Regions from separate parts of the Homo sapiens genome. Here region 1 is linked to region 2. Evidence: chromatin contacts called from ENCODE Hi-C or POLR2A ChIA-PET data. All regions are on one chromosome and are shown on one strand. Each heading gives the region's core, a stretch centred on a gene start or an enhancer-like site at or near the end of the contact. The rest is flanking DNA. Distances are from core to core; before and after follow the strand shown.

Region 1 (5,899 bases), core at 3,400-5,899, 87 kb after region 2:
CTGCCCTCTTCAGGGCCCAGCCAGGTGGTCACAGCAAATCTGGTCAGGACCAGGGACAATCAGCCCGCAGGGACGTCCTGCCTCAGCCATCCACTTGATGGTGACGACTGCCCCGACCCCTCTCTCTCAGCAGCTGTGCCTGCCTGGAGCCCCCGTACCCCTCACCCGGCCGTAAGGGCTGCTGCACCCTCTGCTCTCCTCACTGGACTGTGGCGTCCTGAGGAACCCACCAGCCACTTTCTTATGCATCTCGGCACTCAGGGGACAAAACCAGCTCTCCCGGAGGGGCTTGTGGGACCGAGTTTCACTGAGAGACATGGTGAATGGAAGAACTTCACGCATCATAGCAGGCAGAGGACTCCGGGAGCCCTTGACCCAACCCACAGGTCATCTTACCAGTACTAGCGACTCACTGCGGTAGTGAGTTGGGTGAGGCCCAGAAGTCCCTCCTGGTCACTTGCGATGGGATGAAGATATTTTTGAAACCTAGAGAGACAGGGTTATCTAACAGAGTAAGAAAGCCAGGGCTGGCTTCTTTCCCCTCGGAATGAAGTTCAAGCCTCCTCTGTCCCATAAGTGCACAAATGTCCACCGTGCTAACTTTACACGCTCCATTTTTACTTTGGGCAAGCAGGATTTGCAGCGCGGGAGAGATGACCTGGACATGAGCCGGCAGTGGCCTGCGCACCACAGGAGGCCCTTCAGCCGACGGCCATGTCTGCGCTGCGCGATCCTGTCCCTGTCAGAGCCGCTGACCTGGGTCTAGTCCCACAGAACCTCTCCTGGAGCCTTGGGGACCAGGGCTGGCAGCTGAAGTCACTCCTCTGCGTAATGGAATGAGAAGTAAGGCTTTAAGACGTCAACACTGTGTCTACACTGTGTCCCACCGTGAGCAGACGTGGCTTGGTCCCTGATCCCCCAGGGCAGGCACCCCCAGGCACAGGCTCCTTCACATTGGGCTTCTGTCACTTGTAACAAAAAGAGCCCCAACTAAGACAACAGAAGAGATCGTGTAACGACATTTCGAAGCACAGAGTCGGAATCCTGGGAAGACGAGAACGGCAATCCTGGGCAAAGCTCCAGGCAGATGCAGGGCCAGAGCCTCCCTCAGGGCTCCTCCCAGGACCTCCCCCCAGGGCTCCTCCCAGGACCTCCCCCCAGGGCTCCCGGCCTCTGCAGGTTGCCTGGGACAAGAGGTCTTCCTTCCTAGTCCCTCTAACCTCTCCACTGAGAGCACCCCATGAGCCTGGCGCCCCAGGCACTGTGCAGGAGGGAACAGCAGGCCGGCAGCCTCTGCCCTGTGGGTCCGCACAGCCTGGGGAGCGGGGACAGAATGCACCCCCCACTGCGATCCCACCTGTCTGCCTCCATCCTTCCCCATCCACTCCGAGGCCGGACGTTGCCTGACTAGGACAGCTCTTCTCCTATTTCTCAGATGTCTGTTCCATTGGTTTCTCTTTGTCAAGATGTCTGATCCACCGTCAGCAGTTTCTTGAGTGGAGGTGAGCACTGTGGTTAGGGAGTCACACTTAGGCACCAGTTACCTACGCCATGTAACAACACTGCTCTGAAACTTGTGCCTTATGACAGGAACATACATTCTCGCCTGCAGTCTCCGGGTTAGCTGGGTGGTGTGGGGCTCTCCTGAGGTTGCCCTCAAGGTGACGGCTGGGGCTGCATCATCTGAAGGCTCAACGGGGGCTGGAGGACCTGCTTCCACACACCCCGAGCCAGCAGCACTGCTGGCAGAGGCCTCAGACCTCCCCAGAGAGCTGCACAAGTGTCCTGCGGACGTGGCAGCCAGCTTCCCCAGAGCGCAATGTCTGAGAGCAAGCAGGAAACTACATGCCAACAGAGGCCACCCACAGCCACCTCAGCCGCTTCCTACTCATTAGAAACAAGTGACCAACAGAGACCATGCTGAAGGGGAGGATAAATTGAGGGAGATCGTCAGAAACTTGTGGTTGTATTTTTTAAAACAACACACTTAATTTTTTAAAAAATTGTTGTCATTTCACTGGATTTGGGGCACTGGGGAGACTGACCCACATCTTCTCCTCCACCACCCAGATTCCTATCATGTGCTGATCTGAACGTTTAATTTTCAGAAAGGAGAAAGTCTCCTCCAAGTTCTTCAGGAAATTCATCCCAATATTCATCAGATGCTTTTAAGGAACACCAGAAAAAACTCCAGGTCTGCCCTGGGGATAGCTCTGAACCCCCTGTGTGGTTTAACACACACAGAACTTCCCGTTGCACTGCTGACAGGTACCACGTGGGAAAGAGCTCACTGGGGTCAGCAAAGCTGGGGAAGCAAAGCTAAGCACAGCCCCGAGGCCTCCAGCTGCTCCCTGCACGACGGCTCTCCCCAAGAGGGACTCAGACTCCCAACCCATAATAGAACCCTTTCAATGCATGGCTTCACAGACTAGCTTTCCTCAGAGCATGCATTGTAAAGACACCAGCCTGGAGCGTCAGTTGGGAGTTTATCATCCAAAGACCATTAGAGGAGCAAAAATCCCCACCTGTCACCCAGCTCCAAGAGTCAGAGACCCCCAAGTTGCAAGGAACAGCAAAGGAGCCCCACGCCACAGGCCACTCGGCCACCTCCCTTCCGTCTCCAAGGGGGTCTGAAGACCTCAGGATGGTGCAAGCCCCAGGGAGGCCCCGGAGAGCCTTTGTTTCCCCTTTCGGTGACTGAGCCAGCCCTGCTGTCAGCATCCCTGACGGGTCAGGCCATCCTAGGGCCCTCGCTGGCCAGGTGGCCCTGCACACACATGCTCCCAGGTGGCACCCGGGGCCAGAGATCCCCTAATGAATTTCTTGCTGCACATAGGCTGAGTCCAGGGACTGTACATGCTCTCCTGCATCTTTGCTGGGAGCTCCATCTCTGCTGGGAGCACCATGCTATATCTGCTGTGTGTCTGTGACCCTCATCTGTGACACCCTGGTTCCAGACTTTATTTTCGGTCTCAACACACATGTAATAAGAGATGTGTGCAAAGGGACTTTCAGGATAAACTGGCTCCACCACCCTATCCCTTCGCCAGCGCCTGGCCCAGTGTCCAGCACACAGGAGGCAAGCATTTCTCAGATGTGGGATGCATGGCGCATCCCAGCGTCTTCTTTGTCAGAGAATGAGGGAGAAAAGAAACCACCAGAGTCTCCTGAAGGTGTTGCTGGAAAGAGCCCAGCTCACTGGCCGTGCACCTGCAGGCCGCTGGCCTCAGCACAGCCCCATCCCTAGAGTTCTCCCACGCCGCTGACAACAGGCGCTCCATCCATGGCCCGTGAAGTGCCCACGGGCTGCAGGTCTTCCCTTGAGATTCAGAAAGTACCTGCCGCTCAGCCCCTGTACACACCTGTCATGCCTCTCGGGCTCAAGTGATCCTCCCACCTCAGCACCTCAGTATCTGGGACCACAGGTGCCTACCACCCTGCTCGGCTAATTTTTGTATTTTTAGTAGAGATGGCGTTTCACCATGTTAGCCAGGCTGGTCTCAAACTCCTCAAGTGATCCTCCTGCCTCGGCCTCCTGAAGTGCTGGGATTACAGGCGTAAGCCACCGCGCCCGTCCTTTTTGTAATTAGGTTTTCACTGCATAAATCATAAAACGATTACAGGTCTCCAGAAACTGCTGCCTGATACACTTTCCAAAGTAAACAGCTTTTGGAAAAATGGCTGTTTTTAGATCACATCTAAATGTCGCATTCTTGGTCTGTGTGACTAGAACCAGACTCCAGCCATCCACCCGCCCACCTGGGGTATCACACACCAGGCTCTGGGAACGCGCAAGAAGCCGGCATGCTGGGAAGTTACTCATAGCTCCTGGGGTCACCCTCCCGCCCCATGCCCATCCGGATGAGATGTTTTCGTGAGTTGCGTAACTCACAGCCACCCGGTAACACGATCGACCAACAGAGGCCTCACTCTCGGGAAACCGAGGAGCCCGGCCGAGGCAGGGGAGCCCATCTTAGTTGTCAGAGCTGCGTCATGAGAACAAAATGTCTGAAGCTGCCAACTTCACCACAGAACTAGGGAAAACACCTCCATCAATAGAACCAGACGATCTCCTTGTGGACACGCAGGAAAACGTCTGCAGTGGTTACCTCACACGCCCCTCCTTGGGGGACAGGCAGGGAAAGAAAGGTCATGGAGCCCACAGTGGCTCATTTACATCCCTCAGTTCGTAACCACCAGCCTCTACAGGCTCTCTGAAGAGCTCGCAGAAGCACACGTGCACACACAGGCACGCAGGTCCACACGCATGCACACAAGTCCAACCACATGCATGACGATGTAAGCGCAGAAATGAGACCCCCTCCATCTCGGATTGGGTTTAATCTCCTGCAAATCAGCAAATCAGCAGCCACTCTGTGCAGTCAGGTGCCCACTGCAGCCCGGTTTGCCTTTCTAAATTTCATCTTAATTTAAGGAGGTAAAGAATGAAGTCCACACTCCACAGGATAACTACTTCTAAGGAGCTGGAAAGCTGTCTGGCTTATTGACACAAATTTAAGAAGGAATATTTCCTCCAAAGTCTTGGGTGAACCACAGCAGCTTGGGCAGTGTGGACGTCTGGCGTCCTGAGCTTGTGCTGGGCTGGAAGGAGAGCGGGGGAGTTTGTAAGGCAGGTTGCAGTGGTGTGGGCGGGAGACAGGGGTGGCGTTCACAGTGAGAGACGGCCAGGGGAGGCCCCTAGGAAGAATCCGCCCATCACAGTGGACGGAAGCCACGATTGGACGTGAGGCTTAATGTGAGCTCTGTGTACAAACAAAGCAACCAGCTCATTCTGTAGACCAGTATTAAACATGCTTATATTTTAAAATACAATTTTGATGCAAGAATTGAATTTAGTAGCTATATTTTCTAATCAAACATTAGAATATGTGGTCTGTACATATACGGCCAGAGGACAGAATGTCAGAAATGGGGACTGCAGGAAATAAACTGAGCTACGCAGTCACTGTGAGCCTAGCTCCTCCCTGCTTCCACCTAGTTCCAGTCCGATGAGGAGTGAGTCTCTCTTCGTCCTTCCCTTCTGTAAGAGGTCAATTTAGGCTTTTTTAAAATGGAGAGTTCAGGGTCATGAGCTGATAGCGGAGGCCTCTTTATCGTCATTTTTAATCAGCTCACACACAGAGACCATCACTGGGGCCCTGGCTAAGGAGGGGCATCTGCTGACAGTCGCTGCTCAGAGGCCAGCGGAGCGTCTCACCGGGCTCTCCATTCTTCCTTCTACACTTGAATGATAAGGATCGCAAATTTAAAGTAAAATCTTGAGCCCCCCAACTGACTGAATGGAACCCGTTGGCCAACCTTAAAAAACGAGTTCCCAGCCGGGGCGCAGTGGCTCAAGCCTGTAATCCCAGCACTTTGGGAGGCCAAGGCGGGCAGATAATGAGGTCAGGAGATCGAGACCAACCTGTCCAACACAGTGAAACCCCGTCTCTAATAAAAATACAAAAAATTAGCCGGGCGTGGTGGCAGACGCCTGTAATCCCAGCTACTCGGGAGGCTGAGGCAGGAGAATGGCGTGAACCTGGGAGGTGGAGCTTGCAGTGAGCCAAGATCGCGCCACTACACTCCAGCCTGGGTGACAGAGCGAGACTCCGTCTCAAAAAAAAAAAAAAAAAAAAAAATGAGTTCCCAGGCACGATGGACGGGAGGTCAGACACACCCCACTATACCCCCTCCCTTTTGGGATTTAGACACAACTGGCCAGCATTCATGTTAAAATAGAGATGGTGAGACCAGAGAACAGACTGTGGCAATAAGACACAAATCACACACAGGACCTAAGGCCTGGCCAGGCTACAGCGAAGTCTCGCACCCTGAACCTAAATAAGAAACTCTGTCCTCACCACCACCAAGGTTTTCTTCTCCAGCAGCTAAACCA
Region 2 (5,715 bases), core at 2,239-4,738:
AATTGTTACTAATTCTTCTGCACCGGGCTTCAGATTTCACCAATTTTTTTTTTTTTTTTTTTGAGATGGAGTTTCACTCTTGTTGCCCAGGCTGGAGTGCAATGGCGTGATCTCAGCTCACTGCAACCTCCACCTCCCGGGTTCAAGTGATTCTCCTGCCTCAGCTTCCCGAGTAGCTGGGATTACAGGCGTGCACCACCACACCCGGCTAATTTTTTGTATTTTTAGTAGAGACAGGGTTTCACCATGGCCAGGCTGGTCTTGAACTCCTGACCTCAGGTGATCCGCCTGCCTCACCCTCCCAGAGTGCTGGGATTATAGGCGTGAGCCACCGCACCCGACCAGATTTCACCTATTTTAAGCAAACTTTAGTTCCTAAAGATATAATAGTTGAGAAGTTTAGAAATTTCTGGAGGATTAAACTTTGCAGCCCATTGAAATGACAGGTGAAGGTTAGCCTGTGAACTAAAACAGAAAATGAGAATGTTTTAAAGTTTATTTTGGAGTAGCGCGTGGCTCAGTCCCAGCTCAGAGGCAACTGTCTTTTGTGTGAAAACAGTAATATGTAAATCACTTACTTGCAAGAAGACTACAGTGAAGTTCAGAAGAAAATAATCCCAGTTCCTTTTTTGTTACATCACCTCTGCCTCTGTATTTGAAAGTGAGGTATAGCCTGTCCCCATTCTGCCAGAAATGACTGATGTTTGTGAGGCTGAAATCCTGAGCCAGGAGAGGAGTGATTTCTTGATCTTTAACAGGAGCATTTAACAAAGTAACAAAATTTTTTCCTTAATTGACTAGTTCTCTTGAATTCAGACAAATCCTTATTATGTGTGGTCTTGTGACTTCTGTGACACTTTAGAAGCTTTCCTGGGTTCAGTATGGATTGGGGACTGCCTGCTACGCTGACCGGGCCACCTGGAACCCCTTTGCCTGGGGCCTGGCTCCCGGCTGTGATGACCCAGATCGCGGTTGTGTGAGGGCCTTTCCGAAGCATGGGTGGGGGCTGTACTCTGCTGTGAGGTCGCGCAGGGACATCGTGCCCTGGGTTCCTGGATTTTCTAGTCCCTCTCTTCTGATTTTAAACTTCTCTTTGACTTTCTACTTTCTAGTGTTCTATTGTCAGCAGATCTCTTGCTTCCTAAGAGAGCCTAAAGGAAAAAATATAGAATCCTCCCCATTTTACTCAAAAGTCAGTTTCTTATATTCTTCTCGATCTTGATTTTTAACTTCCTTTGATCCCTGATCTTTTTCCCAAAAAAATCTTTTTTTGGAGTTTTGCCCAAAAAGCCTGTTTTTGAGAAAGTACCGAACATTGGCAAAGCAGCCTTAGTTACTTGGATTTTATCCTGACTTCATTATATGCATGAACTGGGAGGTGACATGTCATCAGTGTCAATAACAAATGCTGTAACTTGGGGGAGACAGAGCCAACCTACAAAAATTAAAAATCTGTAATAAACACCGTGACAGTCAGGAAGCGTGTCTTGTTCACCAGTGCATCTGAGGACCCAGCACGGTCAGGCACAGAATGGGTACACGGCGTCTTCTTGAGTAAATAAAGGGATGAGGGAATGAATAGATAAGAGAACCCCCAGTCGGTAAGCTACTCTTTTGATAAAGAAGTAGCGTCAGAATGTTGGGTTTAAAGAAATAGAGAAGGAGCTCATACAAAAGGATAGAGTGGGGGGCGGTTACGGGGGAGGGGGCGCAAAGAGTGAGGAGATGAAACCACAAGAAGATTAGTCTGGAGAAAGATGGAACATTTCTTCCTCTGCAATGACAGAAAAGGAAAGGAAGGATTTGAAAGGAATGAAAATCGAATCCAGCACATTTTCAAACTGTGATTCTGAGAACCCTCGGGTTCCAGGGAGGGACCTTGGGGTGACTGGGCATGGCCTGCGGAGGTGACTTGGTAGGGCCAGTGTCAGGCAGAGCATTTCAGCAGGGTCTACTTTATGTAGAAGTCTCTCTTGAGATGTCTTTTTTTGGGGGGGTGGGGGGAAAGGAGGATGAATTTTACTATTTAAAAATTTGAAAAACTAACATAGTCCAAAATGCCCGCTTTGTAGATTAGAACACTAAGATCTACAAAGGTGTAGAGGTTGGCCCCAAACAAATGTCCTTGCTCCTGTTACCAGTACCATCCCTACTGCCCCATGTCCCTTACACAGTCCGCACAGCCCAGCAAAAAGCACAGTTGCTGGTGTTGGTTTTGCTCATTGACTACCTCCCACCAAATGACTTAGTATTTCTGAACCGTCGGATCTACACACCGTGGGAATTACGCTTTTCAATACAGCTTCTAGGACTGGATTGTATCCAGGGGTAGGATTTCCCATGAGAAGACCTTATATCTGATGGGATTCAAACAAACAAGTTCTCACTTGTGTTTCTTAGTGTATTCATTGAGCAAACACATATTAAGCCTCTTCTCTTTCCAGCAATAACAATAAAGGTTGCTAAGCTAGTGCTCTTGCTCCGTGAAGTTCTGCCTTCTTAACCATTTATGGGATTTACTCAGATTTAGAAGTGCTATTCTATTATTTTTAATTTACTTATTGCTGACTTGAAGCTCATACACTATTTTTAAAAGAAGTATATATTCCAGATTCACAAATTTATTGTAACTCTTATGATTCTTCATCAGTGTCTTCAGACACAGACACAAATTCAGCTGCACTCCTAACCCATGGCAGTGAAGTTTCTCTTTTCTCTCCTCATGCCCTGAATCCACTTCCCATAGGGAAGCTGCTTGTACTACATCTTGAATACCAGTTCCCACAACCCTGCTTCTGTAACTGGCGGGAATCCCGAGAGCTCCAGCATGAATCCCTCAGGCCTCTTGCCCCAGAGCAAAGTTCCCAGCTGTTCCCTGACTTGCAGAGACTGAAGGACCCTTCCAGACTCAGAGAAGCCAAACCTTCCCCAGAGACGCTTCCCTCTCCTCCTTCCTCTGCACCACGCTCCCCAAGCTGTGGAACTGTCACTCACATGGTCACGCAACATACACACACAGGTCTGTACTCATTAACTCGGAGTAAGCGCAAAAACCCAGGCAGAGACCCTCTCCTAAAATAGAAGCAGGAAATTATCTTAGGTGTAGGTGTTTGCTGTCTGAATCCTCTGGTAGCCTGTGAACCACTGGAAACTATGCTCCCCAAATTGCCTTTCTTCCCCACGTTCTTTACCGTATTTACAGAAGCGTGTCCTCAAAAAGGTAAACAAGCATCCCTTGCTTACCTTCACACATCACACCAAGTTTAAATGTGAGTCAATGTCAGTCGAATGCTTCTTTGAGTTTCTTTTACCAAAGTGATTCTGTAATTATTTCTATGATTAGAAAGCTTTGGAGAGGAGAGAGATGGAGATACTCTTTTTTAAAGGGGAAAAAACAGCTAATTTGTAAGTATCTGTATCCTTTATAATTTGCTAATGCAGTTACGGATCTCCAGGGTGGCCATTTCCCTGGCCCATGCTCTGTTCCCAAGGGTGTGGGCGTGGCCCCTTGGTTTGGCCATGGGGAAGCTGCTGTGATGTATCCTCTTGAGGCAGGAACTGAACTGGCAGCATGACAGGGCTTTATAATAATGGGTTTAAAAATCACACACAAAGCCATGCATGTTAATTATAATTAATTTTTTCTACAGGCTATTTTTTACCCTCTTTGATCGTTCCTGTTATTAATAAATATATACAATGGTTTGATGTGTTTCATACGTTGGAAATACTTGAGACCATCAGAAATTTTATTAACAGGCCTAACAAGGGAGCTTACGTAAGGTGAAAAATGTATTTATGAAAGGATCTTTACCTTGCCCTGGTATTTTAATTCTAGTGTGTCCTAAAATAATTCGTGTTGTCTTTAAGGCAGCCAGGAAAGGGTTTTTGAATTATTTCCCTAAGTTATGTCAGAGTTTCCTAAGATTGTAATTTACAGGGAAATGGATGTCACAGCCTGGGAGAAGGACGTGTTAATCACTTTAATGGTATCATATGTAGAGGTAATAATTCCCTTTGAGTCTTAGATGGAGAAAAGTTATGTACATGCCATTAGTTACTTGAGTGATTTTTATTAGACTATTTTTCTCATCATTTGGAAATTGTGTAATGCCTACGTTCAGTTTTTCAAATAGACCCTGTATCGTACTCCTAGCAAAAAAACGTAAAAGTAGTTTTTATCTAAAATCTTTATCTCATATCAGACTAACTTCATTATTAGAATTTTACATGTCATGTACAGTAATTATGAGATTTTCATAAGATTTCTTTCACAAAGTTTAAAGTTTTATGTGGTATACTTTAGATTCTGATTTTAAAAATAGTTTCTTTGCTTCATATTTCTGACATCTATCATTGAAAATAGAGGAGGGGGGAGGCCGAGGCGGGCAGATCACGAGGTCAGGAGATCGAGACCATCCTGGCTAACACGGTGAAACCCCATCTCTACTAAAAATACAAAAAATTAGCCGGGCGTGGTGGCGGGTGCCTGTAGTCCCAGCTACCCGGGAGGCTGAGGCAGGAGAATGGTCTGGGAGGCAGAGCTTGCAGTGAGCCAAGATCACGCCACTGCACTCCAGCCTGGGCGACAGAGCAAGACTCCGTTTCAAAAAAAGAAAAAAAAGAAAAAGAAAATGGAGGAGGGCCACCAGGAAGGGGAATAAGGTGGAAAATAATAAGATAAAAATAGCAAAAAACACACTAAGAAAATAAGCAATTATAATTTCAAATAGCAGACGGCATGCGATCATAAGAACTGGCTCTGGCTCTCACAGTAGCCACAGTCACATCCCACCTTGGAAGGATGTGCTGGTTCCTCCTGGCCGGTCGTCCCCTCTCCAGCATTTGTCCATTAAACAAGAGCCCTGGCTCTGCTAGTTCCACATCACCTCTTGGACAAGTCTGAAGATCAGAATGCTGAGGCTGTGCTCTGCCGAGGCTGGTAAAAATAAACCTCCAAACACGTGTGCTTGACATGTGTGGCCAAGGAAATGTCTACCGTGCCTCCAGTTGGAGGCTTGTACCAGGAGAAACACTAAAGAGGAGGGAAGCGGACAAGCCTATCACACTGGCAGCACCAGTTAGTAAGGGTAGGCAGCACACATTGTTGATTCGAACGTGAATTGTCTTGCAGAGCAATTTAACAATAGCTAATAAAGCTGGGCGTGGTGGCTCACACCTGTAATCCCAGCACTTTGGGAGGCCAAGGTGGGTGGATCGTTTGAGCCCAGGAGTTCAAGACCAGCCTGGGCAACATGGCAAAACCCCGCCTCTACTAAAAGTACAAAAATTAGCTGGGTGTGGTAGCACACGCCTGTAGTCCCAGCTACTTGTGGGGCTGAGGCAGGAGGATCACCTGAGCCTTGGAAGGTTGAGGCTGCAGTAAGCCATGATCGGGCCACAGCACTCCTGCCTGGGTGACACAGTAAAACCTTGTCTCAAAAAAAATTTAAAAAAAAATAATAATAACAATAAAGTACATGCTTTGTATAACTTTTGACTCAACAATCCCACTTTCAATTATATACTTTAGAAAAACTTGTACATGTGTGTAAAAAGACATTCAAGAATGTTTGCTGCTGTATTACTTATGTTACTTAGCCAAAAATTCTATTAAAAATCTTAATATTCAATATCCAAAAGAAGAGAATTATGTTATATGCAGTTGATCGGGCAGCACAGTGCGACCTGACCAAGCTCACTCTGTGCCGCCCT

What was found. A loop is a pair of places that touch in the nucleus more often than their neighbours do. ChIA-PET counts read pairs that join two places held with the same protein, here RNA polymerase II (POLR2A). Pooled maps may share reads with other maps.
Region 1: POLR2A ChIA-PET joins it to region 2 with 12 read pairs in H1. The contact joins two enhancer-like sites. A Hi-C loop is called at or near these places in 1 of 50 pooled maps. POLR2A ChIA-PET finds 5 or more read pairs at or near these places in 2 of 52 experiments (H1 and OCI-LY7).

The regions. Positions count from the first base shown.
Region 1 is chr2:3,489,207-3,495,105 of GRCh38, forward strand. No RefSeq gene overlaps it. Among named protein-coding and RNA genes, the nearest start is that of TRAPPC12-AS1, 8.9 kb to the left of the region's middle. Within about 2 kb of position 4,650, at least 11 of the 41 ENCODE cell types and tissues checked have a DNase peak (open chromatin) inside an H3K27ac peak, as active enhancers do.
Region 2 is chr2:3,403,188-3,408,902 of GRCh38, forward strand. All of the region lies in intron 3 of TRAPPC12 (trafficking protein particle complex subunit 12), which reads left to right. Among named protein-coding and RNA genes, the nearest start is that of TRAPPC12, 26 kb to the left of the region's middle. Within about 2 kb of position 3,489, at least 2 of the 41 ENCODE cell types and tissues checked have a DNase peak (open chromatin) inside an H3K27ac peak, as active enhancers do.